Linked DNA regions of Mus musculus: all the other regions are linked to region 5. The links are chromatin loops, found by intact Hi-C in ENCODE. Cell type or tissue: left cerebral cortex. All regions are shown on one strand. Region 1 has its middle 33 kb from the start of Api5. Region 2 has its middle 83 kb from the start of Lrrc4c. Region 3 has its middle 160 kb from the start of Gm13794. Region 4 has its middle 50 kb from the start of Gm24318. Region 5 holds the start of Lrrc4c (leucine rich repeat containing 4C).

Region 1 (5,000 bases), 1.8 Mb before region 5:
GCATCAAACAGAGAATCATTTCCAGAAGCAGTGAAGCCAGAACAACAGGGCTAAAAATACTCTGGGATACAGCACTACTACTTCAGCCACGTCCCAAGTTCTCTCTCTCTCTCCCTCTCCCTCTCCCTCTCCCTCTCCCTCTCCCTCTCCCTCTCCCTCTCTCTCTCTCTCTCTCTCTCTCTCTCTCTCTCTCTCTCTCTCTCTCTCTCTCTCTTTCTCTCTCTCCCTCTCTCTCTCTCTCTCTCTCTCTCTCTGAGTGTGTGTGTGCTCGTGTACGCACACACGTGCCTTCCAGGTCACATGTGAGCAGGTCAGAGGTACAACTTTCTGGAGTTGCTACCACATGGAACTCAGGGATAGAACTCAAATCATCTAGCGTGAAGATAAGTGCTTTTATCTGCAGAATCCATATTTTATTTTTCTTGTAGTGATTAGAATCAAGTCTTTAAAGAGGAAGGGCCCAAAGGTTGGGGAATCTGTAAAGACAGAGTCATTTTCCTCAAAGTAGATTCTGGGAGAAGGAGAGACCTCTGGGACTGGGAGATGGAGGGTCCTGATGCTCCTGAGGGAGGAGGGAGGATACAGACGTTGCCCTGGGGAGCTCGGAGCCTCCACTTAGGTCACTAGGTGTGAACTCAGATGCCACTTTGAAGGATTCTGGCTCTTTCCACCCCGTCTGCCGCAAGCCTAGCATGGATGCATAGTGACGTCAATAATGATAATAAACATTTGATTTACTGAGCCCATGGTGAGACACGGGGAATAAAAGGATTACATCATTTAATCCTTCCCAAGAGCTTGGAGTCATATGATCTTTGGTAACATTTTAAAAGCATTAACTATGTACCAAATTTTGCTCTAACTCTAAGACGTCATAATCTTCCCACGCGTTGGTCGCTGCTCTTCTTTTCATGAAAGATGTGACTTGGAGAGGTCGGGTAACCCACTCATAATCACAGGCTAGCGGGCAATGAGGGAAGGCAGGGTTAGAATCCCATAGAGTCTGGCTCCCAGATTCGGACTAACTATCCCCAGAATGAGAGATGACTACTTTCCATTTATACCTCGTTCATGGCATTTTGTTACCACAGGCGAGACAGGAAGGCAGCCCTGACCGGAAGGCAGTGCAATCCATAAAGAGGAAGAACCGCTTCTTCATCTTGCTGTTTAACATCGAGTTAACACTGAGGTGGCTCCCAAAATCAAGGTTGATGTTGCTTCAGAGATGACCGGCATTGGCCGGGGTGGGGGGTGGGGTATGGGAGAGAAGGGGATAGAAGGGCTGACTCCCCACTCTAGAGACTGTAGTTTCCCAAAAACCAGGGGTAATGGTCAGGTCTACACTTGCTTTTAGAATACTGCTGAAGTCCAGGCTTTCCAGCTGGGTGTGATGGCATATAGGATCCAGCACTCAGGATCCCTAGGTAAGAGGACCGACTCGAATTCAAGGTTAGCTTGGGCTATATAGTGAGATGTCTCAAAAAAAACCAACCAACCAAACAACAAAAAACAATAAACAAAAGTCAAGGGATGCGCTGAAATGGCTTGGTTGGGAAGTCCTTGCCGTTCAAGCTCGAGGCTCTGAGTTGGGATTGTGTGTGTAACCCCAGTACCGGAAGTGGGGTAGAGCCGACCAGGACTGCTCTCCAGAGCTCACAGGCTTGCCGCTCTAGGCAATCAGTGTGATCTGGGTTCACTGAGCGATCTTGTCTCAGAAACACGGCAGGGAGAGAGAAACTGAGGAATTTACCTGCCTTTGACGTCTGGGTTCTACATGATGTACACACAGATGCACCATCGTCCACCTGCACACACGGGGAGGACCCTCAACAACAAGTCCAGACCTTGGAAGCAAATAGATCCAGGGATCCATCCAGGCCTCAATCTACTACCTGGATGATCTTAAATTCTTTAAGTTTTGTAAGCTTCAGTTTCCCACACCTAAGATATGGTGACAAGAATCAAGTGCGGATAAAGAAACATCACTGTGTACATTAAGCCAGCACCATAGCTTCTGCCAAAGATGATAGTGAAGTAGGGGACAAATTAGATGATTTATCCTCCAGAGGTGAATTGTGAGACCAGAATATAGAGTGAACAGTCTTTCGTTCTTTGCAGTTCCACACGCCGTGGCTGTTTCCTCTCAGATTTAAGAGCAGGAGTCAATGGGCTGTTTTACTGTGGCCATCCCTATGCTTTTCTCTCATACGCCGCTAGGTGGCGACAAGTCTCCACCGTTGCTCTCTACCAGCCACTTATTCTTCTGGAGCTGGCTGTGTTGTGGACTGGGCCACTGGGAACCATTTAAGCTATGCAGACTGAGGGGGGACTCTTTGAGACAGCACTAAGAACCCCCAGGGCACAAATAGGCATCCGTTACCATCCCTCGAGGGACTTCCTCCATCCCCACCGCTGATGTTTGTCCCCAGGGCACAAACTGAGAAACAGAATTTATATTTATAATAAAAACCTCCTCCCCAATCCCAAACAAGGAAGGATACATCCTTTCTAATCCTCAGAGGGGACACGGCTCTAATGGCTGAGAAGTGAAGCACATCATGGCGGGGTAGCTCTGGTGTTACCTGCATGCTTCTATAAAGAGTGAACCTACAACGTGAGTGAGTATTGTGAGCCTCTTAAAACCAGACCTGGACCAGATGAGTCAGAATCTGCACCATCAACTGTCTCCACAGGGGCCTGCCGTTGTCATTAAAGCTTGGTAACTGTTCTTTGGCCTCAAGGAGGCAAGCGCTTCACACCAATTGGTATTTAACTCTCAAAGTCAATGGAGGTTAAATTAGCACTGGTGTCGTGTGTGTCATCAGAATTGTCACTCTGTCGGTTGGTTACCTGTCTTACAATCCTTTAGCTCACACCGCGGGTAGCTGAAGCTGAAGAATCGGGACTTGGAGGTATACAAGTATGTGAGATAGGAGGTGAGAAGTGAGCTCAGGTCTTCTCTGGCCACAGCGATCAGATTAACGGAAACACCAGCCAACACTTATTTAGTGTGTACCAGGTCCTCTAGTAGCTATGAAATGTATTCGTTTCTATAACCCTGTGGATGGCGACACGACATTGCTCCCATTTCACCAATGAGGAACTGAAGCCGGAGAGATGACCCACTGGTTTAGAAGGGTTTGCCCCTCCCCAACCCCGGAGGACCTGGGTTTGTTCCTGAGCATCTACAAGGTGGCTCATGACCATCTGCATCTCCATCTCCAGGGGTTGTCGAACCCTTCTGACTTCCTCGGACATCAAGCGTGCATATGCTGCACATGCACGAGTCAAACATAGAATAAGTAAATCTAAACCATGAAGACGCTGAGGAGCAGAGTCATCGAGCCAGCTGGTTAGGGCCACAGAGAAGTTGAGGAATGATTGTCCTCGAATTATGACCCCCATCCTGAGAGCTTAAATAGCAGTTCCCAGCCACAGCCCCTGTCTTCATACTGGGTGTCCTCTCATGTCCTGTCTTATTATACTGTCACTAGTCACATTGGTTAAGGGATCGCCATACTCCACGATGACCTCATCTAAATGTGCTAATTATGACTGATTTTCACATGTCAGTACATTCTTAGAAGTGGCTGGTTAGGATTTCAGCATATATTTTCTTGTGTATGTCTGCCTCTGTGTGATTATGCCTCTCTCTCTCTCTCTCTCTCTCTCTCTCTCTCTCTCTCTCTCTTGTTCTCATGTCAAAAATCTCATGTCAAAATCAGAAAAACACTGCCCTGAGTTACTAGACGACAGAGCCAGGGTTTGAACCCTGGCACGCGGGTTCTCCATCCATGTATCTAACCTCTATACTGCCTTTTGGATATAGGATAGGATTATCAGACATGATATTTTGACATGAGATTTTGACTTGAGATTTTGACATGAGACTTTGTAATGTTCTTTAGCTGCTCCCTGGAGCTCACATTACTAGGCTGTTGTAGACCAGGCTGGCCTTGAACTCGTGTCTCCCCTGCCTCTGCTTCTCAAGTGCTGAGATTACAGGCACATGCTACACCTGGGTGGATTGTCCTGATGTCTATAAACAGGTGTTTGTTTGTTTGCTCTTTTGTTTTTGTAGTAGAAGCTGTTTGGTCTCTGATCCCTTGACCTTCTGGCTCACTCATAGTTTAGAGCTCATATCTGTCACCATGGCCACTGGGCGTCACCTTGTAAGAGAAAACAACAGGCTGCTTCCCCCTTCCCAGTGTGCAGGCGAATGCCCACCTGTACCTGAGGCTGAGTTCTTGCTAAGCACTATCCCCCGTCCTCCCGTCCTCAGAGTTCTTTCCTGGAAGTCCAGCATCAATCAGCAGCTTACATCTGAGTTCCTGCCCTCTGATTCTGCATCTCCAGCACCTGACCATAGAGAAGGCCCAGGGTGAAGGTTCAGATCAGTGCTGTTGTTGACATGTCCACTCATCCAGGACTTTGCCTCCCCATCGTTTGGTACTGCCGATCTGTTTCAGTGTTCCTAGCATCTGCCCTCTACTGTCAATAATGACAAAGGTTTTCCCAGACACATCAGTGGTCTCTGGGGGTCATCTAGGATCGACCTTAGGAACCCAGCCTTCATCATCACTGGTTACCTCTGATAGGGCAGGAACGTCCCTCTCCCTTCTGTGATCACCCTGCTTTCTTTTGCTTCTTTTACACATCCGGGTTCTTAGTGATGCACTCTTAGTTGTTTGTGTGGGAAACCATGTACGTTTTATAGCAGATCTGGGTTGAGAAACTACTGCTGTCTCAGTCAAACATCTCCACCCTGTCTGACCCCAGTTTGTCAGGCTCTACCTTAGCCTCATTCATATTCTCTCCTTTCTCCATCAATGGCCACTTAGCAAGGTGTGTGTGTGTGTGTGTGTGTGTGTGTGTGTGTGTGTGTTTGTGTGTGTGTGTATATGTATATGGTTCTTAGATCAAGCCTCAAAACTTGTGACATAGAGAGGGACTCTTTGTGGTCATTGTTAATAAAGATCAATAAGGCAGGGAAACAAGGT
Region 2 (5,000 bases), 81 kb before region 5:
AGTGTGCATGTGTATCAGTGTAGGTGTGCCTGAGGGTTGCCTACAGAAAAGATTTTCTTTCTGCCTATGTGATGTTCTTTCCCCTTTTCTCTGGCTCACAAGGAGTTGTGACCTCTCATCAGTGAGAAAAGAAAAGGGGGCAGAGTAATCAATGTCTTTCATGATGACCCTGCTGCTGAGCAGGAAGAGTATATTACCAGAAGCCAAAGGCTTTTGGTCTTAGAATGGCAAAGAGTAGAGAAAGGTAAATATTATAGAAAGTAAGCAAATCTTGTTAAATTATGTATTTATTTCATTTACACTTCCAATGCTATCCCAAAAGTGCCCCACACGCTCCCCCACCCACTCCCCACCCACCCACTCCTACTTCTTGGCCCTGGTGTTCCCCTGTACTGAGGCAGATAAAGTTTGCACGACCAATGGGCCTCTCTTTCCACTGATGGCCGACTAGGCCATCTTCTGATACATATGCAGCTAGAAACATGAGCTCTGGGGAGTACTGGGTAGTTCATATTGTTGTTCCACCTATAGGGTTGCAGATCTCTTTAGCTCCTTGATTACTTTCTCTAGGTCCTCCATTGGGGACCCTGTGATCCATCCAATAGCTGACTGTGAGCATCCACTTCTGTGTTTGCTAGGCCCCGGCTTAGTCTCACAAAAGACAGCTATATATGGATCCTTTCAGCAAAATCTTGCTAGTGTATGCAATGGTGTCAGCGTTTGGAAGCTGATTATGGGATGGATCCCCAGATATGGCAGTCTCTAGATTGTCCATCCTTTCGTCACAGCTCCAAACTTTGTCTCTGTAACTCCTCCATGAGTGTTTTGTTCCCAATTCTAAGAAGGGGCAAAGTGTCCACACTTTGTCTTCGTTCTTCTTGAGTTTCATGTGTTTAGCAAATTGTATCTTATATCTCAAATTCTTTAACCTCACTGATTTTCATCTTGTGTATGATATTTTCTGGTTTTGTGTTTGTTTTCTAAAGCAAGAGAGAAAGAACACATGGAGGTGGAATTTGAGAAGGTGGGGAGAATATGGTAGATTACAGAGGAAGAGAAACTATCATCAGAATATACTTCTTGAATTTCTGTGAAAAAAATAGTGTTTACAATTATGTTTTGTTTGGTTTTTATTTGATGCTTTTACTTTCATTCACTTTGATGTTTAGGAGCTTCCTAATTTGTATATTAATTTATTTAAATTTGAAAGTTTCTTGTCATTTACCTTTTCCTACACTACTTCTGAACCATTTTCCTATAATTCCTTCTTGAATTGAGTCTCTCTGTGTGTGTGTGTGTGTGTGTGTGTGTGTGTGTGTGTGTGTGTGTGTGTGTGCATACACATATGCATGTGCTTAGATGGAGTCTGTGAGATCTGAGGTGCTCTGAAGTTTCTTTTATTTCATTTTGTATTTGAGCTACAAAGCATGACCTTATTATGTTTGTTCTTCAAAGATAAGTTATTCAATCTAATGTCATTATATAATGATTAATTATATAATCATAATCACAAGACACATATAAAAGTATCATCTGGGATACATCCACTCATCTCTACAGCTAGGCAGGGTGATTGATTGTTCATGTTAATTAACACATGTATGGTGTTGAATCAAAACCAGATTTAAGCAAGGATAAGACTGAAAAATCTTCCATTTAAGCCTTGCTTTTCTATGATTGGTGACCTAGAGTCATTTGTATTCTTTGTCATTCAATATCTTCATAGATCACAAACTCATGTTTCTCTATTATTTTTTTCTAATTTATTTTGCATAGGTTGGGCCCTCCTAGGGATATTAGATATGTCTTTCAATTATAATATCTTCAAAAACCTCCAGCTTTCTCTATCTATCAGCGTTGACATTCTGGGTTCTTGCTCCTTAACATTTTATTCTTTTCTTCTCATAATTAGAACCACTAAATGTTTCCCCCAAATAATGATAGTTCCATGGATATATTCATCAGTATGAAATATTTTTATTAAATCTTAGTTTTACTATTAAAATTCTTGCAGTTTACTTTTGCTCAGATAGATTATCTTTACATTTTATTGCCTATTTCTTTTTCTCATGAGTGGAGGTACTTCTCTGATACCAATTACTAAATTTTATATGCAAACTAAAAGCTTTTCTTTCATAAGTTTGGCAAAATGGCTTTTTTATAATTTTGTGTTGTTTTTTTTTTTCCTTCCAGGATTTCTTTCTAATCCTTTCATTTTCCTTAAATAGTCAAATAACTTATCCAGATATGCATGTTAACAGACAGGCTTCTAGCTCTTCTTAGCAAGCATAATCACTTCTCATTCTCTACTTTCCTTCTGGAAAAAGCACCCAGAATTACAGAGACAGGTCTCAACACTGAAGCATTTTTGACTGAGGAAAGAAATTAGCTTTAAGAAGATTGTCACACAGAGCACCACATGGGGGCAGCAGATATTGCTATAAATTGAAGATTCTGGCAAACCCTGTAAGTTTATCAGTTTCCCCCCTTAATATTTATTCTGAAGTTGATACCCTCTACAGCATCTTTATTTCCACCTTTGCCATTCCCATTGCTTTTTGTCTCTATAAGATGTAATTATTGCTAAAGGACTTTCTTGCTTGTTTACATGTTATCCCCTCTTTGTGAGGATAGAAGTCAAGGTCTATTTATAACAATGAAATATTAATATATGAACTCTTCTGTCCAAAACCCCATTCTACCCATCGCTAGTTTTGTGACCACAAACACATCTCTTTTGTAAATTTTGGGTTCTTAATATTTGGAAATTGATTAGTTATGTAGTGTTATGAAGATCCAACAGAATGGTATATAATGATTTCGCCATAATGTCTTTATTGGGTAAGAACTCAAAAGCCACTTAAGGCCAATTCACTAGTTTTTATTTTCCCCAACTGAAAAATAATTGAACATTTAAACCAATGTGTTAAAATATGAATGGTCTATTCAAAATAACAAATGAAGTCTATCATAAAATAAGATCACATGCTCTGACCAGGTTCAGAATTCTATCATCATCCTTTAATATAAAATCCATGACAATTAATTAGCTGTCTTTAGTGCACGCAGAGGAGAAGTAAAATTATACTACAAGATGGAATATTTACCTATGAGATTTATGGTATTGTTCCCAAATGGAGAATAATTTGAAAGCAATGAATCTCTATGAGAGACATCGGTCTTTATATCTGTACTCTAAATATTGTCCCAGGAAAATGCATTATTGAGTTTTGCTGAGGAGATCTGGAAATCCCCGCAAATGAAATCAAAGCCTTCCAGAATAACTGTATATTCTTGGAAATACGAGACAAGCCAGACAGCCCCACTTTGAATGAATGGTTTTTTAAAATGCTCAAGAAACCACAAAACAGAAAAAGGCTCTCTAAATATGAGAAGGGAAATGTGTCTGGTGCATAAAAAACACGCATTCAATTTACTCTAGGGAAGAAAATTTTAAAGATGCTAACCTTGTGATTTGAATTGACTTTATTCATTTCAAAGAAGCCATTCAAAAAGTAATAGTCCCCTGTAATAAAAATGGGGAACAAACAGCAGAGGTGAAGTATAGAACGTGCATAGTAAAAACAGAAAAGAGTCAGCTCAAGGAGATTTTGCAGAATGCATAATATTTTTGTAAAATGTTAGCTGCTGAAGAACATTAATGGTGTTTGTGCATCGTTTTCCCTTTAGAGATGCAAAAACATAAAATCAATGGAAATTGATTTAATTTTTGCCTTACAATTAGGGACAGAACCAAGTTTAGACATTTTGGTTCCTATATTACTGTTTTCTATATTGCAATGCTAATTCTTCTTTCCAAGAGCACATACACTAACTTTGAGTGCCAGCACTGAACCCTTAGAAACTGTTGAATGGCATCTCTGTGGAGTTTCCACAGTGTTTCGTGCTTGAATCCGTTCCAAGATATGAATGATACCAAGTGTGTCAAAAATACAAATGCCTCCTCACTTCCAACAAATTAAAATATTTGTAATGGGAAATTAAATATATTTGAGAACATCTACATTATTTAGATAAGGGGTTCTGCTTACAAAACATGGAATTTATAAAGTTTTAAGTCAGTACGCAAAGTGACCCTTAAAGGCAGCACTTAATTTCCAGTGTCGCTTGTATTCACAGTCTTTCGCATCCATTGAAAACAGTGAGCATACCCATATGGAATGAGTTAGGGACCATCGTGGAAACAGAGCTGGGAGCAGTAAAATCCGCCACTGTACTTTGTCCTCCACCTACACTCAAGCCACTGCAGGAATCACTTGTCTATCTGGGCACTCTGCTTCCATGCTGCTACTGTGCCCTGTGGTTGGGACATCTTCAATTTTAAAATTTAACCAATTCTTCTCTTGATGTACATTTTCAGATTATGCCTTTGGTGCCCCTATTGTCCTAGATATTTTTATCATCTTCTCAAATTGTGGTTTGATTTTTACAACTATTCAAGTCTCAACTTGAATGTCTTTCCAACCATCACATGCCCCCTCTGTCCACAGCAAACATCCACTGATCCATACCCAATGTTACTTTCTGTACTACTTTCTGCTATATTAGCTGATGTGATTCTGAAGTTGCACATACGTTATCTTCCCTACACAGGGAAGCCTAATGTTTTATGAATGCAGAAACTTGTGATTTCTCTACTAAAATATGTCTTTTACATGGTGGGAGGATCAATAATATTTCCTAAAAGAGGAAATAGATTAACACATTTAAAGTACATTTCCCACATCCTTTAATGACTTTTGGTATTTAATTGATGATTCTACAACCTTTTAGAACACTGAGTGACTTACTGACTTATAGGATCTGATTAATGTGTGCCCAAGGAAAATTTCCTCTCCATAGGTTCTATAAGTTTTGAGAAAAAAAAAATGGAGAAAGTGTATGTATTTAACTACCACCTGCCATCTACTTGACTACATAATGACTAACCCCTTGGCTCTTGAATTCTGCTAAACCAATTTACTTTATAACATCTACTG
Region 3 (5,000 bases), 1.1 Mb before region 5:
CCAGGTTGGCTTCAAATGGTGTGTAGCTGAGAATGACTTTAATTTGTTCTCGTTTCTCTCCCCTCCTGAGCACTGGGAACAGAAGGCATCCCTCAATGCCTGGTTTTACCTCATTGGGGATGAAGCCCAGACTTCCAGCATGCTCATTAGACACTCATCCACAGACCCACCATTTCCTTGGGTCAGAATGAAAAGCATGGTATTTCTCTTTTAATTTAGAATACTCTTCAGAATCAGCATCACTGTGCATTTCTCTTAAGGATTATGAATCCCTCTAATCTCTGTTAGCTTTCATCCACAGAGGTCTGCCAATCACCCTCTTAGAGTTTAGGGATTCCCTTACATCATGGGTATGTACATGGAGCCTATTTGGGTCACCTCTGCTTTCTCCCCTTGCTCCTCGTTTTTCTTCTCCCTCCCTTTTGTTGTCCTCCTTTTGGGGCTTGAGAGGGAGTAACCCATCCACACATACTTGCAGAGTAGGCAGACAGATGCAGTGGTCTATGACAACGTCTCTCTGAAGAACAGAATGCAGCCCTTACAGTGGGTACCTCTACCACCTGCTTAATAGGTTGTTAAGAGAATCAAATGAGGCTGGACATGCAGTGCCCCTGTGTGAGCTGTAAAACACTGGATCAAAATGAGAGAGCATTATTAGGCATATGTGGTCTGATAGTGTCTTACAGATGGCAGTCACCTGCCGTTATGAAAGCCGTCTTTAAGCCAAGGCTGAAACTATAATGGATCCAGAGGCTCCTGGGGCAGTGAATTATCAGCTATTGCTTCTGAACCCTCTTTGGCTCAGGATCTTGTTTTCTGTATTTTCTCCTGGAGCATTGGCTGCCATGCTCTTGTTGTCTTGTTTGCTGGTACTTGTCTTCCTGGCCTGTACACTCTGCTTTCAGGAGCCATAGGTGGCCTTCTGGGGTATCTCATTTGGCTGGCAAGATCTGTTCCTGTCCTGTGCCGCGTGTTTGAAACATTTACATGCTATACTGCTTCATTAGGGACATACACTCAGATTGCTTCCTGGAAACAATAAGGTCTGCACTGGGATAGAACAGAGTTGAATAGACATTTATCTTTTCACAGGGCAAATCAATGAGTAATTTTCTGGTTTGAATGCTATATTTAACACTCTGTCTGGGGAAATGCTCTCGAGCATATCCTATTCCAAGGTGCAAGGTGGCTTTAATAAAGAGATTTAAAAAAAAAAACTCTCATTTATGATTCCTGGAACCTGCATTAAATCCTTCCAGGAAGTTGTTGCCCTTTTGATATGCAGACCACAGGAAGAAGTGGACTTGGTGCTGATAGCACACACCTGAGAGGGGAAATATTCTGTAAATTCCTGTGGCACAGGAAGGCTTTTACTAGGCAAACTCAAAGCCAAAGCTTCCTACTCCACTGCATGTCAAAGGCAAGACTATAAAAACACTTTAACCTGTTATTATTATCCCAAATGAGAGAAGTGCATTACAAGAGTGAGGAGTTCATATGTTGCCAGTATTTGACATTATATAATTTGTAGAGTGGTCCAGACCTGAATCTCTTAAAGCTGCCTATTTTCAACTTCCATTCAAGCATCTCTCTCACACACAAAAACACATATTGATGTCCACCTTTATAAGTGCACTGGTACAGTAAGAAAGAAAGGAAGCTCAAAAAGGTCAACTGACCTGTTCAAGGTCACACAGAGAATTCTTGCAAACCCAAGGGCCGTCTCTGCTGATAAACTGGCTCTGTCATATTCAGAGAATAATAGTCAGGTTCACAAAAGCTGGGAGGCATAATTATTTTCATCAATAAGACAAATATGTCAGGCTCGTTTGTAGTTGGGGAAATTAGGAGAGGTGTATTTTCTTGAGTGATTTTTTTTATTATTCTCATCTATACCACTAGGGTGTTGTTAATATGCACTACAAGCTTCGTGTTCATTCGACATTATCATATTTGTAAAGCAGAGATGCACTGTAGAGACGTTGTGCAGAATAGAGACTCCATTCCAATCCCTGGTATTCTAGACGTTTGACTACAGATACCAGGATTCTCTTCATTCTATGCTTCATGAAGAATGGAGATTGTTAGGCAACACGACCAGATATCTATCGGTCCAAACAGCAGCGAAGATTTTCCCGTGTTGTGGAGAAAGGATGTCACATCTTCCTCCATATGGAGCCAACTTCAAAACTGACCCTACAGGTTCTCGAATTGAGGCGCCCTCAGAGCAGTTTTTCACCGTGAGCTGTAGATGGCGGTGTTGCATCAAGAACTTCCTGCCCTAAGCAATGGTGGGAGCTGGGGCGTCCAGCTGTGGCCTGCTGGGGCTGAACTCTGAGAATCCTTCTTTAAGTTCCTCTGGTTGGTCATAACACAGCAGTTCTCCTTCTGGGTCCCCTGCTTCCCCATCATTCTCGCCCACTACAAGCTGGGAATGCAAGCCCTGTTGCGCTTCCCCCCTCCTTCCTTTCCTTTGCTTTACAGGGGTCTGTGATTAATAGCAGCACGGGGGAACAATTGAGAGGGAGAAAGTACTTGCAATGCAACAGTGGAGAGATTAAATGTAACTCGGGTGCTGAACCTCTTTAGTGAGAGCATCCTTGCAAATTTGTTTTCCCTTCCCTCCCACAGCGGGCCCCCTACTCAGGGTGGAGGCAGGCTCAGTGACTTCATTAATCAAGGCGCTTCGCCTGGGCTGATGAATTTTAACAGCAAACTGTCACTTACAATCCTTCCCCGTCTCATGTCTCCCGGAGCTCTGGTTATTTCATCCTCACCAATTAATCAAGGCAGCCACAAAGCGACCCTGGAGTTTATTAGCAGAAAACAGGTTGTTTCTTCCCCAGAGACAGGCTTTTTCTGCCACTTCAGATGTGAGGAGTACCCTTTCCTTGAGTTTTTCTGGTTGAGAGACACACCCAAGCCAGCCGTTCATCTTCCAGCCTTCCTGAGGCCCTCCTTCATCAGCCCTTTCTCGGATCTCATTGCCTTTATCTGCTCCCAGGTCTCCAGTCCTTTGATTAGAAGGTTGACAGGCACAAAACAGAGAGGCAAGATAACCGCCTCAACTACGCTGAATGCTCAACAGACTGATCATTTATCAAAGCAGTTTTGGATCTGTTGCCTGGACGTGGATATTTCAAGGTGTTTGGTTTTTTGTTTTGTTTTTCTCACAAATTCAGATTTGAATGGCACTGCTTTTCCAAAAAAATGCCTGTCTCCCTGGAGTGAGGGCATTTATGGATAAAATCAAGGACGTTTTTAAGGCAAGTTTTTTAAAGCAATTTCGTAATTTGTAAAATTAAATGTTCTGAGGCGCCATGCTGGTCGAAGCGGTAATGTCTGTGTAGAGGTTTCCGGATGCTGATTATGGTTCCCTCTTTATCATTGCTTTTCTAGGCACAACAGCTCTGGTACTCAGCCATTTGCACAATGCATTTTTTCCCCTCTTCTTCATTCATTCGCCCCAACAAACATTTATTGAACATTCCACCCTGAGCCAGATTAAATCTTAGCCATCAGAACTCATAATAGTTAACAAAATGCTTGCACAAATTACATTTTGTTAGTCATGGTAAGTGCTACGACAGAAAAACACAGCTTACTGGGAGAACATGATGCAGAGACTGGATCTTGCCTGTGAGTTAGAAAGGCTGTGCCAAGGAGTGACATTTACCGGGAGTCCTGAGAGTTGATAAGAATTAGCCTGGTGGGAGCAGAATGCAGAGAGCAAGACAGTTAGGCAGAGGAAAAATGTCTTTGCAAAGGGCTATTGGGATGGTGGCTTATTGTAGACATTGGTAGGAGACTTGGGGGAGAACTCTGATGATGCTCAAGGCTAAGAGGTAAGAAAGGATCAGATGATACAGAACTTTGTCGGTCACTTTGGAGACTTTATCTGAAAATTGACAAGATAATATTGCACAATTTTAAAGGTGCTGTGACCAGTGCTTTAGAGGGTATCATTTAGCAGAGAAAAATTTCAGAACGATAAAACAAAGGCCTCCAAAAGCCTATTTCTTCGAAAACGCAGAAGCAGCAAGGACTGTTAGAACCAACCTTTCAGAACTCTGAAAATTAATCAAAAGCTTGTGAAGTTAGAAGATGGTCTGTTTTTCAAAGACACCTCATGAGACAAATGTGGTGATACAGAGCTTTAATCCCAGCCTTCAAAAGGGGAGGCAGGTGGTCTCTGAGTTTGACGCCAGTCAGGTCTAAAAACTAAGTTCCAAGCCAGCCAGGGTTACACCACAGTGAGGCCCTTATGGAAGAAAATAAAATTAGGATAATAGTTTACAGTGTTTTGGGTTTGACCTGTACTGGGTCTCCAGTCCCAGAAACTGCAGGCTTGTGATCAGCAAAGTAGTAAATGCAGAAATTTAGGTGGCATGGAGTATGAAGGGAAAGATTTGGTGATGCTTGAAAAACAAGAAAAAAGAAGTCACCTGTATCTGACATGACTCCCTGTGTGAGTCTCTTTTATAGGACCTGTTAGGTTTTTAAGTTTGTAACTGGTGGCCGGTTGAGGCAATCAAGAGGCTGGAGAAAGATCTAGAACAACATCTAGAAAGTGAGATGCCTGGAGGACCACTGAAAAGCTCTGACAGATTCTTTGAGACAAAATTATCAATGATTTATGGATATGCAGGGTTACACACACACTTTCCAGTAGCTGTGAAGCTTCTGAATTTGCAAAAGACCTCAGGAAGGACTGTGTGACTTTGAGAGTCAATATTTGTAAGTATTCAGAGTATTGAATATGTGTATGGGCACACACACACACACACACACATACACACACACAAAAGTTCTCAGACTAAGAAGGGGGATTTAGTTGCTCAGTCTTTGGGAATATGCCTCTATAATGATTAAATAATGGTGGAGCTAATCAAGATTTGGTATAGAGACAGACAAGTAGACCAATGGAATAGAATTGAAGACCCAGAAATGAACCCACACACCTATGGTCACTTGATCTTCGACAAGGGAGCTAAAACCAT
Region 4 (5,000 bases), 1.7 Mb before region 5:
TCTGATGTTCCTGGAAGTATAGGCATGCACTGTGGCTGGTTCACTGCCTTCTTTCTAAAGCTTCACAGATATCCTCATGCACAGGATGGCTGAGAGTCATGGCCCTGATGATGTCTTACTCCTGTTGGCTTTGTCATATCTTGCTCTGCCAGGACATGAGGTGAAAGAAGGTTGTCTTTCCAGATGGGCTACCTGTTTATTAGGACTGGGTCCGTAAATCTAACCCTCAGATAGGACCTCTGCAAGTCTCTTCACCTTAGTAATGACAAGTCTTTACTCGTGGATAGATTTTATGCTGTCTTGATGATGTTTGATTTTTCTTTTTAAACAAAAGCCCTGTGAGGTCAATGATTATTGACTCTATTTCACAAAACCAATTCTTACCTAACTCTGCATAAAAGCAGACAGCTTTCTATTCTGTTCAGAAGAGGGGTTTGCACAAGTAGGCTAGAAAATGATCTATTTCCCACTTCCACCAGTGAAACTTTATCATGAGCAGTCACAGGGAAATCCATTTTAATTTGGTGTTAACAAGCTTGACCGGACTTCAGTCATTGGTCATGAAGGTTGTTCATGGCCTAAGCCCAACAAGAACAATTGTGTGACAGCCTGTGTAAATGGTTCTCCAGGTAAGTGTGTAGGGCTCTGGCTGTGTGACTGTGTGCAGGACTCCACATACACTTAAAGCTTGTCTCAGTCAGTGACGTCTCTGTTGTCTTTGATGTAAAATATTCTTCAGAGGCCCATACATTTGAACATTTGATCTTCAATGTGTGCTACTGTTCTGGGAGGTTGCAGCATCTTTGGAGTGGGTTGCAGCATCTTTGGAGTGGGTTGCAGCATCTTTAGAGTGGGTTGATAAGGTAGTTAACCTGGGAGTAGGGCTTGGGGCTTGGATTACTACCAAGCTTCTTGGCCATCACCATAGAATAAATGGTGCTACAAATTCCTGCTGCTGAGAAAGAGGTACCCCAGGCACCATGATAGACACCACTCTCTTAAACTGTAACCCTGAATAAATCTCCCCTTTTAAAATTTGCTTCTGCTAAGTGTCTGGTTACAGAAATGATAGTAAGTAATAGACTCACCACTGTGATCTAAGATGTGTGGGGATAACCCTCAGATGTTGCCTGATTACTACAGGTCACAAACAACAAAATCTGTGTGCACTAACACACACCCATAATGTTATTACCGATAGGCTTTCTCATTTGAAATACATGAGAAATACATGTTATACATATTTTCCTTCATAAGAGTTGCTGTGGTCATGATTTATCTTCACAGCAATAGAAACTTTAGCTAAGGCAAACGCCAGCAAGATGATGTAAATCAAAGTGTGCTAGTTCTCTCTCTCTCTCTCTCTCTCTCTCTCTCTCTCTCTCTCTCTCTCTCTCTCCCTCTCCCTCTCCCTCTCCCTCTCCCTCTCTCTCTCTCTCTCTCTCTCTTTCTCTCTCTCACACACACAGACACACACACAGACACACACAGACACACACACACACACACACACACACACACAGACAGACACACACGGGCAGGGAGGGGCTAGGCTGTTTCTGAAATATCCCCCTCTTCAAAAATCACAGCCACTGCTTAATAAATATGTTCAGTCACAGATCTTATGCTGCAGAAAGTCTGCCACAGTGTGGATTGCAGAAACAGAGGCCTGAATTTAAAGAGATGTCTCCTGGCTGGTGTCTTGTGGTTCAAAGCAGATTTCTTGGCCTCGTTTAGCCTCAGTTTGCTTATTTACAAAGAGAGGGTAATGAGGTTCACCATAGAAGATAGCAAATCTTAAGCACAGAGCCCATAGAAATCGCTCAAAGATGTGCATTTACTTTCATGTCTTTCTCATTAAGGATCTATTTTTCTTTAAGTAGTATAGCTAATTGGTAAATGGTAGGTGGGTACGTTCAACGAGATTGCGGAGAAGGAAAGTTCAGATGGATGAGTTAGAGTAGTGTGTGCACACTCACAATCTGCAGGAGACTCTTGACTTGTTCCTCAGGTGTCATCTCACCCACCCTTCCTCCCTCCCTCCCTCCCTCCCTCCCTCCCTCCCTCCCTCCCTCCCTCCCTCCCTCCCTTTCTCCCTTCCTTCCTTCCTTCCTTCCTTCCTTCCTTCCTTCCTTCCTTCCTTCCTTCCTTCCTTCCTTCCTCTCTTCTTCCCTTTCTTCCTTTTTATGTGGGTCCCTGGGAGATCAAACTCAGGTCTATGTGCTTGCAAGGCCAGCGCTTTACCCACTGTGCCCCCACTCCAGTCCTGTAGCCATATTTCTTAAAGGGTATCTGGAATCTGGAGCCTAGCCTGTATGTGACAATAATTGTAGCTCAGGCAGGAGTCGCCTTTTCTTCTAGACAGGTGAGGTCTCAAGAGTAGACTGGAAAAAAAGCTGAGGACACAGGGAGCCATGGACAACTTATGTGGGAAAGAGGCTTCTCTGGTCACCCTCTTTCTGAACCCCATAAGCTGCCCAAAGACTTCACTAAGCTTCCTTAGAGTTTAATTTACATCCAGCCAGTGAGTGGAGCTAAAGTTTCATGAGACAGAGGATCATCCAGGAGACCTGCTCAGGAATTCCTGCCTGGCATCTCCCTTCAGTAAGAATCCAGCTTCTCTCTCACCTCACAGAAGCAGCTCACTGAAGAGCTTAGCTCAGCCTGGTGCAGCAGAGGGTCACACTTCCAGACAGTCTCTTTGTGCTATGTCTCACCCCCCTCTCCTCTACCTTGTTCTGCTTTCACGATCACGGCCCCTGGCATGCTTAGGGCTAAATCCACGCAGTGTTAGCTGGGTTTTATTAAACTCCCTAGCCTGGAGATAACAGGGCTGCAGACTTCTTTCATTCTTTGCACCAAAGAATGAGCACATATAGGCCTTTTGACTCTGTAAGCCAAGCAGTTTGTTTAAAGCAAGGATTAAAAACTCAAGTGAGGAGCCTTGTCCATGAGCTGGGCTGGCTTGGGATGGGGTGGGAAGCTTACTGGGAGAGATGAGTGGGCTGAGGACAACAGGAACTGGTGGGTTCTCCATACCAGAGACCATAGGGCTTTCTCACTATGGGACTGGAGCAGCTTGGTGGGACTGCAGGGTGATAGTTGCCAGATTCTTCAAGATTTCAAAGAAAAATGTACAGATGGATTATTTGGATGAAAATTTCCAACTTTTCAAGCACATTTTGGGCCAGAAACCACATTTTTGTTTTGTTTGCTTACTCATTTTGAAGGTAGAGGGACAAGAGAATGAACCTGATTCTACAGCCCCTTTTCTAACGTTGACCCACATCTGAGATATCTGAGATAGAGTCTTAAACGCAACCTAAAAGGCCCATTTTGTGCAGTGCTTCACTGGGGATTAGGTGTCTAACGTGAGTTGGAGCAGGACACACATTCAGAGTGCTCAAGACTGGCCCTGTCAACAATTAGTCACGGATAGGGAAGGGCTCACGAGGCCTTGCCCTTTACTGCTGAACTATTGGCTACTGACAGACCCTGGAGATCTTTGGTTGTACATCCATTGATGAGCCCACCAGGTGCTAATCCTGAGGTCAGGACACAGCACATCCTTGGTTATCATCAGTAAGTTATAATATAAGGCAAAGAAGAATGTGAGACAGATATTTGTAGGGAAATGGGGGGGTGTAGACAAAGGTAGGGGGAGCTAAGAGAGGATAGGGAGTGAGAATAATCAGCATGCGTCTTTTCATGTGTGCATGAAATTGTCATGAAAAGAATCTCACTAAGAAGAAAAGTCAGTGATATCACACCCAGAAGCCCAGGATTTGAAGTCGAAGGGCTTTGTAAGTTTAAATCCTGCCCAAATCATCACCAGATTCAACATATTGGACACATCAGCTCCACACTCAGTCTCATCTTAAAACAAAGTTAGTGATATCCACTTTGAAAATGAATATTATTAGGGTTAATATGTACAAACAACCAACACAGTGCCTGGTTCTCAGTGGTAAACGATGATGTTTATCTATCTGATGAATGGAAGGTTGCTAAGTACAAGACTTTATCATGGTAAACAAATCAAAGCCACGACGACCCACTGTGGAAGTAGGGAGTATTAGGAAGGAATTCTTCCAGAGCTTTATGATGGGCAGAGATGAAAGGGGAGGAGGAGTCAAGTGTCCAACCCCTTCCCCAAACTGTGTCATTTCATTTATACATTGTGTGTGTCACTACACACCAGCTCCTTACCTCTGGCCTTATTTTTAAAGGCACATGTTCTTAGCTCCTGCATGCAAGATTGTTGTTAATTCTTTAACGATGCTTTAAAAGCAGTTTACAGTTTACAAGAAGTTCACGAAGGAAGTTCACAGTTCCCTGTACTTACACCCAGACTCTCTGAACTGTAATGTCCTGTGTAGCTAAGACTTCATTGTTCCCCCCCCCCTTCTCTGAATTTATCCTTCTTCTTCCTTAATACTATTAGTGTGTTCACATTTGCTTACTGTAAATTAATAGCAAAGGTGAAGGGACACCTTTTTTTTTTTCCAATGTTTTTCCCGTATGGTTCTCTAATTGAAGCAGTTTCATTGCCACAGGAAGGGCAACCATATTTGAGCTGTGTCTGTGTCTTGTGATGTGGTCAGCGTGGTGTTCCAGCTGAGTTCTTCCTGTGTATGATTGCTTCTAGATGAATGTTCCTTCATCTCATGAGGCTGGACTACTGAGGCAGGGCTTGCTGGGTGGCAGGATCTGAATGCATAGGAGGCTTTGGGTTGCTGTCTTTATTCAGTAATTGCTGAAGGAGGGAGGCCCTACATGAATGAATGGAGCTGGTAATCCCGAAGCTGATGGTGGGCCAGGAAGGACTCTGAGAAGAAAAGGTTCAAGTTGCTTTTGCAGGTCTGCAAAGGAGATGTGGTTGGAGCCAGATGCCTACAGGGAGACTCAATCCTCAGAAAGGCTACTTCTTCTTCTGGGCAATAGCACAGAATTCAGGACATTCCAGAGCAGGCTACCTGCTCACCAGCACCTCTTAGACA
Region 5 (5,000 bases):
ACGGCTGTGGAGCCATTATGAAACTAAGAGTGACATAGAAGATAATCTTTATAAACCGACCTGGTTGGCAAAAGAGTTTTAGCTCAGCTATACTATAAAAAGTTGTCTAACCCATAGTGGCATGCTTAATGAAGAACAGTACATCTATCAGCAAGCATTCTAGTGACCTGATGAGACAGAATTATCAGATTTAATTGACACTCTGTGGTCACCATCTTGATTTTTTGTTGTTTTGTTTTGTTTCAGCTTGCTGAGACACAAGATAGATAATAATTTGTCAGTGATCCGTAGCCAAGAAATTCAATATTTAGGCCTTTCCATTGATATATCAGTTGTACTGATCATCTGTCATGTTCTGTCTTAGAACTGGTTGCTTCTGGTCATTTGTGAACTATACTTGTTTATTTTTTGTGGCATTTTTTTTTCATATGTGTCATAGCTCAAGCTTCCCACCAAGTGAATGGGAAGTGGATGGGAAGCTTAAACAGCATAAAGAGATTTGTTTCTGTTTTGGAGGATAACTAAGTTCACACTCAAGGTGTCACTGGACAGTTTGGCCCTGGCTAAGGTCCACATCTCAGTTTGTAGATGAATCCCTACTTATTGCTTTCTCATATAGAAAACAGAAATCAACTCCATTGTGTTTCTTTCTTGAATCCCACTCATGAGAGTAAAGCCAAGACTCCTGAAGGAAGAATAAAAAATACCTTTTCTCACCCATCATAAAATTCTCATTTGAGGACTCTATAATAAAAGAAAATTTATCTAGAGAAAATCATGTAAAGCTAATTAGAATAACTTTCATGAAAAATAGATACCTCCTGAAATAAAGATCCGAAACTAAACACCTGCAATTGTGTGTGTGTGTGTGTGTGTGTGTGTGTGTGTGTGTGTGTGTGTGTGTCTGTGAATAAGTATGTAAAATAACAGCCAGAATCAGAGATGGCTTGAATTAATGATAATGAACTGGGAAAAACTGGCCAGGACTTGTTTGTTCAGATTCTTCTTCTTCTGATCTCTTTGCCTCCAAGAATAAAACTGCATTGTTGGGAGCTGGAGAGATTGCTCAGTGGGTAAGAACACATATTTTTCTTGCATAGACCCTGAATTCTATTCTTAGCGCCTATATCAGGCAGCACACCATTCCCTGTAACTTCAGCTAGGTTGTTTTCCCTGTCGCGGGGGTGGGGGTGGGGTGGGGGAGGGCAAGGAGCCCCAGGAAAACGAAAGAGACTTCTCTTTTTCTACAGTTTATGCAAACACCAAAGACTCATGCAGGGAAGTTGCTGTTCCTTAATCGCCCTCACTTCAACTCCACTTGGCATCTCACTGGGGATTAGGTTTTCCATTCTAGTGGACTACAGATCTCCTGCTCATTGTCTTGTTAAGGACCAGTATTTCTGAGGCTTGGTGATGCTATTGTTGTCACGGCAAGTCTCAGAGTAGAAAGCAGTGCATTGCCATCAAATTATCTTTCTAAACACATACTCTGTTTGAGTCCAGATGTCAGGCAATCAAGACAGTGAAAATTTCTGGACCACACAGGTCCAGAAACACACAGATGAATGCAAGCATGAATATAGAAACGCACATTTAAGGACTGTCAAATGGCATACAACAAAGCCTCCACAGAAATAAGACGGCCACAACTGTTTATAAAAATGAATTTAAAAACACACCTTTCATCACCAAAAGCATTAGCTGATTGATTGGTGTCAGTTGATAAACTACATAGGCAGAACTAATATAGTAAGAATTAATATTTAGTTTCTTCATTAACTATACTTGACACTTATGTATCACAGACTGTGTCAGTAAATATATCAAGCATACAACAAATATTGGTTTATTCTTGTCTTTATGTAACTTTATTTAGTTATATGTGTCCCCATTCAAATGAAAGAAAAAAATGTCAGTGTACCTTCTTGCTCATTGCCAAGTAAAATGATACAGAGACAAATAACTTAGTGGAGATTATCTTAAAGGAAGGCAACTGGAATGTGAATCTAAGTTTGTGTCGATTCTAAAGCCAAAGCTTTCAACACCATGTTCAGCTGACATATGGACCAATTTATGCTGTGAGGTGGTAGATTTTGATTAGTCACATTTAGCTAAATAAAGGCTAAAGTGATATTTGGATAAAAAATAAGTAGTTGTCACAAAGTATGTAGAGGAAGTAAAGTTGTGGCTTTGTGGCAGGTTGTAAGCTTACAGAAGATACTGGGTTCAATACTCAGCACAGAATAACCCTTACAAAATAATAATAATCCAAATGGAAAAGAAGTAATTAAAATGTATAGTTTGTATATTTTGATCATGCATTTATTAATGATGTATAGCTCGGTAATAGACATTAATAATATAGTAGACAGTAATAATCCTTCCAAACTGCTTTTTTTTTTACCATGATTATAATCAGTATCATTGCTGTGAATTGAAATATCACACATTTTACTTATTAATCTTAAACTGCCTAATTTCTTTCATCCCATGATCTGTTTTGTGTCTTCATCACATATTGGCTGAATTTGCAAGGTAATATTGAGTTCTATATTTCATAGAGCACAAAAGTCATCAGAGACAAGAATCCAGTCTTACTAGTGTGTGGGATTTTCTGTAATATTAGTCATAATCAACCACTTAAAATGGTGACTTGAGGGAAATACTTAGAAAACTATACATGTCAGGTTGCTCTTTGGGTACTTTCCTTTACAGTCTGTAAAATTTCAATATTTAAGATTAGTGCCACCCATCTTATCAATACCTGTGTTTAATTAATCAACATTAATTATTGCAAATCTACTATCTATTGCATTAACTATTTGCAGTTCTGGATGGCATTCTTCGCCTGTCTCCTCTTTTTGTGACATCTGCTGGCCATACCAAGTACTACAAAGCTCCACATTTCACTCTTACTACCTTCTCCAGATGTTCAATTCTTTTCCAGAAATACCAGTTTAGTTGAAGTGAAGGAATTAAGTGAGTATCCTTGACTAAAAGAAGAGGACCTGCAATGTGAGCCTCAACCTTGAAAGAAAAAAAAGATTAGAGTCCAGCAGCTAAGGGATTCTTCATTTAGCAATATTGGACATATATGTACTTCCCTGTTTGGTACAAAAAGTGATACAATGTATTGTGATGACTGCTAGCCATTTTTTTAAAATGTCACTGTGCCACTCAAGTATTTTCTACTACTTGATAATAATAAATATCAATAATAATAAATTAAAATGAATCTGCAATGATAGATTTTATATTCACATTTTAAGTGAATGAATGTTGGGTTTCAGCACTCATTGGATCCAGTATAGGAAGATGACATGAACAAACTTTTTACATCCCCACAAATCCATTTATCCACTGTCCCATCAGTCAAATTCAGATACTTGTTGCCAGCTCTAAGATTTATAGGCTAAAGCTGGTTTTTGAAATTGCTTTGTATTTCCATTTAACAGCTAGGACAGCAGCATGTTAAAAACCTGCCTTGGTCTCCTTGGAGCCTATTTATAAAGCTAATTTGTCTCCCTGAGCTTTTTTTTTTTTTTTTTCTTCACCACCCTTTTCAAATACCAGCTTTAGGCTTCTAAACCATTAACCCCCCTTCTTCATCCCAAGCAAAATACTGTCAGAGACAATGGATGCAGGACAGTGACGATTCTGGTGAGATAGTCCTCTCCAGCAGAATGCAAGCCATCTCTCCTGCTGGCGGGAGATGGATTCGCTGCCCTCCCTGCAGACTCACAGGCACACACACACACACACACACACACACACACACACACACACACACACAAACACGGAGCGCTGGGAAGTCCACATTTACTGTACTGCGTGCTGACTGCCTTGAGGAAACTGTAGCTAACCACCTTATTAGTATTCTTGCCTCCACTGTGTCTCACTTGCAGCATCAGAGCGCTGAGCAAAATGCAGTAGAGCAGGGACAGACACGGCTCTGGCAATCATCTCAATGCAGGCTGCTGAGTGTTGGGGGTGGGGGCATGCAGCGCATCAAGATTAATAACCTTGCCATAATCCGGGGCACCGTGCAAGCAGACACCTCTGCTGATTGACTCACTCCTGGCTTGATACATCTGCCTTGGGGACACGAATCCGGAATCTAGTTTCCATCCCCCAGCCCCCTGATTTTGGATGTTCTTTTGATTCTCCACAGACCTGGGAAGGTAACCGCAAGCCATACCATCTGCAGCTCACAGCACCTCTTGGAGGTTACTACTGACAGTTTTCATTACACAGGCTTCTGTGAGTGCTTATGTGTTTGTATGTGTTCCTGCGTGTGGGTGCCTGCTTCCTCGTAAAAGAGATTGTGTGAGTGTCCGTACTGTGTGTGGGGATTTGTGAGACAAGCAAAGGAGGTATACCATACAAGAGGAGATCTCAACAGCGTGATAAAAATCTCCAGGCACTGGGGCTCACAATCTCTAGCCCCCCCTCCTCACACCGCCCCTTCTTTGCCCTACTCCCCCGGCTCCTTTCGTCTTTGATGAGTTTTTGGCTCACTTTTTGGCGGAGTCTCTTGGACATGTTCTGCTGTTGCTGAAGGATCAAATAAATGGAACCTTTGAAAGTTGATTATTTTTCTCTTATGTGACAAACACACACAGAGAGAGCGCGAAGAGGAAGGAAATTAGAGTGCTGTATGACAAGCTAGAGGATTTAAATTTTTCCTTGGTGAACTTTGAGGATCCGCTGAGAAGGTAAGTCACCAGGTTACTTAGCTCTGGTACCTTCTTTTCTTACAACGTTTGTTTGTTTTTTTTTTTCTGGGCTGTTTTCAGAAATCCATATGAGGTTCATAAGCGCTCACTTCCAGATTGTAATGCAGAGAGGAACCAGTGTGTGGCATTCGGGGTTATTCTCATGCCAAGGAGGGTATTTCCATCTGTATGGGCCCCTCTTACTATTTTATACCCCTCTTCTTGGTGTTTTCTTGGTGAATTCGGAGAACATGAAATCTGCAAATTCGTGATAAAAATTAAAAC

What was found. Hi-C counts contacts between places; a loop is a spot of excess contacts. Peaks named below come from ENCODE experiments on the same cell type or tissue, not always from the same donor. Only the 100,000 strongest peaks of a DNase experiment are listed, where the experiment ranks them.
Region 1: a loop joins it to region 5, with 7 times the contacts of the local background. A loop is called at or near these places in 8 of 42 quality-filtered maps.
Region 2: a loop joins it to region 5, with 6 times the contacts of the local background. A loop is called at or near these places in 4 of 42 quality-filtered maps.
Region 3: it touches region 5 in a loop (5-fold over the local background); 8 of 42 quality-filtered maps call a loop at or near these places.
Region 4: a loop joins it to region 5, with 5 times the contacts of the local background. A loop is called at or near these places in 2 of 42 quality-filtered maps.

The regions. Positions count from the first base shown.
Region 1 is chr2:94,468,703-94,473,702 of GRCm38, forward strand. No RefSeq gene overlaps it. Among named protein-coding and RNA genes, the nearest start is that of Api5, 33 kb to the left of the region's middle. In left cerebral cortex, a CTCF peak has its summit at 2,203 (motif pointing right); a DNase peak (open chromatin) is centred at 2,219.
Region 2 is chr2:96,232,394-96,237,393 of GRCm38, forward strand. No RefSeq gene overlaps it. Among named protein-coding and RNA genes, the nearest start is that of Lrrc4c, 83 kb to the right of the region's middle. In left cerebral cortex, a CTCF peak has its summit at 2,413 (motif pointing right); a DNase peak (open chromatin) is centred at 2,419.
Region 3 is chr2:95,229,951-95,234,950 of GRCm38, forward strand. No RefSeq gene overlaps it. Among named protein-coding and RNA genes, the nearest start is that of Gm13794, 160 kb to the right of the region's middle. In left cerebral cortex, a CTCF peak has its summit at 2,250 (motif pointing right); DNase peaks (open chromatin) are centred at 2,247 and 2,849; H3K4me3 peaks cover 240 bases.
Region 4 is chr2:94,569,219-94,574,218 of GRCm38, forward strand. No RefSeq gene overlaps it. Among named protein-coding and RNA genes, the nearest start is that of Gm24318, 50 kb to the right of the region's middle. In left cerebral cortex, a CTCF peak has its summit at 2,531; a DNase peak (open chromatin) is centred at 2,557.
Region 5 is chr2:96,313,869-96,318,868 of GRCm38, forward strand. It overlaps Lrrc4c (leucine rich repeat containing 4C), which reads left to right and starts at 4,301. Exons shown (of 9, transcript NM_001363047.1): 1 at 4,301-4,715. In left cerebral cortex, CTCF peaks have their summits at 2,870 (motif pointing left), 3,656 and 4,851; DNase peaks (open chromatin) are centred at 2,875, 3,767, 3,993, 4,211 and 1 more place; H3K4me3 peaks cover 1,544 bases; H3K27ac peaks cover 1,458 bases.